2 separate regions of the Homo sapiens genome follow, and region 1 is linked to region 2. Evidence: read pairs that join two places in POLR2A ChIA-PET (ENCODE). Cell type or tissue: OCI-LY7. All regions are shown on one strand. Links, peaks and the distances in the headings refer to the core of each region. The heading gives the core; the rest is flanking DNA.

Evidence for each region. ChIA-PET counts read pairs that join two places held together with the same protein. Peaks named below come from ENCODE experiments on the same cell type or tissue, not always from the same donor. Only the 100,000 strongest peaks of a DNase experiment are listed, where the experiment ranks them.
Region 1: POLR2A ChIA-PET joins it to region 2 with 13 read pairs; 20 of 35 experiments call an interaction of 5 or more read pairs at or near these places.

The regions. Positions count from the first base shown.
Region 1 is chr16:22,200,811-22,203,615 of GRCh38, reverse strand. No RefSeq gene overlaps it. Among named protein-coding and RNA genes, the nearest start is that of EEF2K, 4.1 kb to the left of the region's middle. In OCI-LY7, for the core only: no CTCF peak of the experiment used is centred there; a DNase peak (open chromatin) is centred at 1,695.
Region 2 is chr16:22,251,865-22,254,669 of GRCh38, reverse strand. All of the region lies in intron 6 of EEF2K (eukaryotic elongation factor 2 kinase), which reads right to left. Among named protein-coding and RNA genes, the nearest start is that of TRL-AAG2-4, 44 kb to the left of the region's middle. In OCI-LY7, for the core only: no CTCF peak of the experiment used is centred there; no DNase peak of the experiment used is centred there.

The sequences.
Region 1 (2,805 bases), core at 299-2,798, 51 kb after region 2:
ATGGTGGCTCATGCCTGTAATCCTAGCACTTTGGGAGGCCAAGGTGGGATGATGGTGTGAGCCCAAGAGCTCCAGATCAGCAAAGGCAACATAACAAGACCCTCATCTCTACAAAAAAACAAAATAGAAAAATTAGCCAGGCTCGGTGATGTGTGCCTGTAGTCCCAGCTACTCGACAGGCTGAGGTGGGAGGATAGCTTGAGCCCAGGAGTTGGAGGCTGCCGTGAGCTATGATTGCACCACTGCACTCCAGCGTGGGTGACCAAAAAAAGCAAGTCAAAACACACCCACTACCCACTAGCATGACTATAATCAAAATCTCAGATAATAGCAAGTGTTGGCAAGGATGTGGAGAAACTAGAACCCTCATACACTGCTGGTAGGAATGGAAAGCAGTTTGGCAATTCTTAAAAAAAATTAAACATGAAGTTACCGTATAACCCAGCAATTCAAATCCTAGCAGAAATGAAAACATATGTCCACACAAAAACTTATACAAAATGTTCATGGGAATATTATTCATAATAGGCAAAAGGTGAAAACAATCCAAATGACTGATGAATGCATAATTAAAATGCAGTAGGCCAGGCGGTGGCTTATGCCTGTAATCCCAGCACTTTGAGAGGCCGAGGCGGGCGGATCACTTGAGGCCAGGCTGGTCTTGAACTCCTGGCAACAACGTGGTGAAACTCCGTCTCTATTAAAAATACAAAAATTAGCCAGGTGTGATGGCATGTGCCTGAAATCCCAGCTACTCGGGAGGCTGAGGCAGGAGAATCACTTGAACCTGGGAGGCAGAGGTTGCAGTGAGCCGAGGTCACACCACTGCACTCCAGCCTGGGCGACAGAGCGAGACTCCATCTCAAAAAAGAAAAGAAGGCAGTAGATTCATACAATGAAATACTATTTGGCAACAAAAAGGAATGAAGTGCTGATACATGCTACAACACGGACGAACCTTAAAAAATATGCTATGTGAAAAGAGCCAGACACAAAAGACAACATACTATGTGATTTCATTTATATCAGTGAATAGGACAATCGATCCATAAAGAGAGAAGTAGATTAGTGGTTGCCAGGGGCTGGGAAGGGAGCTTGGGGAGAGGGGGAGTGACTATTAATAGTTGTAGGGTTTCTTCTTTGGGGTGATGAAAATGTCCTAAAATTGATTGTGCTGATGGTTGCACAATTCTGTGAATACACTAAAAACCACTGAATTATACTTTTTTAATGGGTGTATGGGCCAGGCGCGGTAGCTCACACCTGTAATCCCAGCACTTTGGGACGCCGAGGTAGGTGGATCACTTGAGCCCAGGAGTTGTAGACTAGTCTGGGCAACATGGCAAAACCCCGTCTCTGCTAAAAATACAAAAATTAGCCAGGTGTGGTGGTGGATGCCTGTAGTCCCAGCTACTTGGGAGGCTGAGGCAAGAGACTCGCTTGAACTTGGGAGGTGGAGGTTGCAGTGAGCTGAGATCATACCACTGCACTCCAGCCTGGGTGACAGAGCAAGACTCTGTCTCAAAAAAAAAAAAAAAAAAGTGTGTGAATTATATCAGCAATTATAACAGCAATAAAGCTGTCACAAAACAAAACAAAAAAGACTCATGGTGTTTCCATCTCACCATGGTGATAGAGCCCCAGGTCTTACAGTCACAGTCACGTGGCTGTTCCCAACTGCAACAAGACAGGTGTAATCCTCCCATCTGCTCAGGGTGGGGCTGAAGAGCTGCACTGGCCGCAGGCACCACAGGAAGGGTCTGGTTTCCAAACTGTTAACTGCCCAAATTCCCTGTGCACAGTGGGCTTGGGTTGTGTGTTTCACCTCTTTGGCTCAGAGGTCCTGGGCCTACTAGGTATGAGAAATGCCCAACACAGAGCCATCTGGATGGCCCACCTGTAGCTACTGAAAGACTTAAGGAAGTGATGAGACACCACTCGTCTTGTATTTATTTAATTTAGTTAATTTATTTGTGTATTTGTTTTGAGACAGAGTCTTGCTCTGTCACCCAGGCTGGAGTGCAGTGGCACAATCTTGGTTCACTGCAGCCTCCACCTCTCAGGTTCAAGCAATTCTCCTGCCTCAGCCTTCCAAGTAGCTGGGTTACAGGCACCTGCCACCAAGCGCAGCTAATTTTTGGTATTTTTAGTATAGACGGGGTTTTACCATGTTGGCCAGGCTGGTCTTGAACTCCTGCTTCAGGTGATCTACCTGCCTTGGCCTCCCAAAGTGCCGGGGATTATAGGCATGAGCCACCACACTCGACCCCCACTCTTCTTTTAGATCGCATGTTCCTCTCCTACCCTGTGTAAAGCCAGCCCCAGGATGAGAGTGGGACACATCAGGGCTTCGAGTTTTCATTCACCTATATATTTGCACAGGAAAAGATCTGGAAAGTACTTTCTTTCTTCTTTTTTTTTCTTTAAGATGGAGTTTCACTCTTGTTGCCCAGGCTGGAATGCAGTGGCGCAGTTTCAGCCTACTGCAACATCTGCCTCCAGGGTTCAAGCAATTCTCCCGCCTCAACCTCCCAAGTATCTGAGATTACAGGCGTCCGCCACTACACCCAGCTAATTTTTGTATTGTAGTAGAGATGGGGTTTCACCATGTTGGTCAGGCTGGTCTCAAACTCCTGACCTCAAGTGATCTGCCTGCCTCAGCCTCCCAAAGTGCTGGGATTACAGGTGTGAGCCACCATGCCCGGCTTTTTCTCTTTTTCTTTTCTTTTTCTTTTTTTTTTTTTTTTTTGAGACAATCTGGCTCTGTCACCCAGGCTGGAGGTCAGTGGCATGATCTTGGCTCAC
Region 2 (2,805 bases), core at 293-2,792:
TTTGTTTTTATAAAGTCTATGTTTAATTTTGTACACAGAAGAAAATGTATAAATAGTGCATATGGTTTGTAAAGTGGAGTAGGGGAGATTAGGGACTCTAGCTTGCACCTCTTGCCCTGTTACACAAGGACTCATCCTTGGTTCCCATGTCCTCCTCAATGCCACCTCCTGGGAGGATTAGGTCCAGGTTTCCCAAGGAAACGACCATCCATGGAGAGTGGGTCACCAGACATGCAGACAACAGATGCAGAGGCCGAAGGGGTCCTGATCTGAGAGGTGAGAACTTGCCCCAAACAAGGCTTCAATGGGTTCTGAGAACCGGCCTGAGGGGAAGGCAGGGAGCGGCGGTTCTCAGAGGGTTCTGCCCAAAGGCTGGTCCCATCCCTACAAGGAAACTTACAGCAGGGCCACCTGCTGGGCCAGAGGGCTCCCTGGGCGAGGGGCAGTGGTACAGCCACAGTGGACAACCAGCACCTTCTCAAACAACCACGTCTCTCTCCCTCCCTTAAGTCAACCACATTATTATTATTATTATTATTATTGTTACTACTACTACTACTACTACTATTTGGGGATGGAGTCTTGCTCTGTCACCCAGGCCGGAGTGCAGTAGCCCAATCTCGGCTCACTGCAGCCTCCGCCTCTCGTGTTCAAGTGATTCTCCTGCCTCAGCCTCCCAAGTAGCTGGGATTACAGGCGTGCACCACCATGCCCAGCTAATTTTGTATTTTTAGTAGAGGCGGGGGTTTCACCATGTTGGCCAGGCTGGTCTCGAACTCCTGACCTCAGGTGATCCGCCCACTTCAGCCTCCCAAAGTGCTGGGATTACAGGCATGAGCCACTGTGCCAGGCCTACCACAGTATTATTTACTGGACACCTAGGCACTAGGAGACAGCAGTGAACATGATAAAATAAAATCTCTGCCTTTAGGGGAGAGAAGCACCTAAAATATTAACTAAATGAATGACATACTAACTGCTCCAAAGAACAGGAAAAAAAAAAAAAGTTAGAATGATGTGACAGAGGTGACTGGGGCAGAGGGACCACTTCTTAGGGTTGTCTGAGATGGGCTGGCTGAGGAGGTGACACAGGATCTGAGACCTGAACTATAAGAAGTAGCTAGCCATGCAAGAATTACGGTGACACAAGATGCCCGCCAAGCCCACAGCCAGGGCCAAGGTTTTGGGGCAGGAACAAGCTTGTGGAGGAAGAGAAAGGAGGCCAGGCTGGAAGGCCGCAAATTGCAGAGGAAGCCACAGCCCCCCAGGGTGGGGACTGTGGCTTCTTGCGCCTGCCTCAAGTATGCTTCATCAAGGGCTCTGCAAACAGCAGGTGCTCAATAAATTCTGCACACCCAGGAGACTGTGCGTTGTATGTAGTAGATGCTCAAGCTGTGGAAGATCTCAGCTGTGGGCTCATGCAGGGCAGAGGCATGGATCCTTCCTCAAATGCCGAAAGGCAACAGGGAATTCTGCTTGGCCTCAGTCACTCATCACCCTAGGGGCTCAAATGAAGGTGCCAACCTAGCAGGGGGTTGAAAAGCCTGCATTTGAGACCTGGCTACAGCTCTGCCTGGTTGGGGAAGTCATTTAGCCTCTTTGAGCCCAGGGTTTCCCAAAGAGCAGACATAGTATCCACTATGATATGGTTTGGCTGTGTCCCCACTCAAAGCTCATCTTGAATTGTAGCTCCCATAATTCCCACGTGTTGTGGGAGGGACCTGGTAGGAGATAATTGAATCATGGGGGTGGTTTCCCCCATACTGTTCTCATGATAGTGAATAAGTCTCACGAGATCTGATGGTTTTATAAGGGGAAACCCCCTTTGCTTGGTCCTCAATCTCTCTTGTCTGCCACCAGGTAAGATGTGCCTTTTGCCTTCTGCCATGATTGTGAGGCCTCCCCAGCCACATGGAACTATCTGTCCATTAAACCTCTTTTTCTTTTATAAATTACCCAGTCTTGGGTATGTCTTTATCAGAAGTGTGAAAACGGACTAATATACATTCCCAGCTCTTTCTTCCGCTTTTTCTTGGGAATCTCACCTTTTCCAGTCTCAGTCCCTGTGGTCTGGGTGGAACACCTACATTCCTAGCTCTAAGGGCAGGCACATGGCTAGGGTGTGCCCAATCTGCATATTCCTGCCCCTTGGCCACTGTGATTGGCTCGGCAATAGGGATCTGACTTAATCAGAGCCAATGAAACGCAGCTCTGGGACTTTTATTGGAACTTCTGGGGAAATAGGTTTTGTCATTCCAACAAGAACTTGGGCCTGCTGGGGGCCAGAGTGCTACCACTAGTGCAGAGGCTGCCTGAGAATGACGCCAACCCAGAAGAACACCCAGGCCAGAGATGGAGGAAGATTCTGACAACCTCAGTTTAATCCTGCATCCAGCCGTGCCTGTGGCAGCATTATTTTTCAGTTACATAAGGCAATGAATTCCCTTTTCGGATTAAGCAGTTTGAGTGGGTTTCTGTCATTTGCAAACAAAAATCCTGACTAATAGATCCCATCTGTAATTGAGGATAAAAACATTCCGACCTCAGAGCTCTGTTTTTAGGAATAAATGACTCTGGAACAAGTGCAATGGCTCACGCCTGTAATCCCAGCCCTTTGGGAGGCCGAGGTGGATGGATTGCTTGAGGCCAGGAGTTTGAAACCAGCCTGGGCAACATGGCAAAACCCTTTCTCTACAGAAAATACAAAAATTAGCTAGGCATGGTGGCATACCCCTGTAGTCCCAGCTACTCAGGAGGCCAAGCTGGGAGGATTGTTCAAGCCCAGGAGGTTGAGGCTGCAGTGAG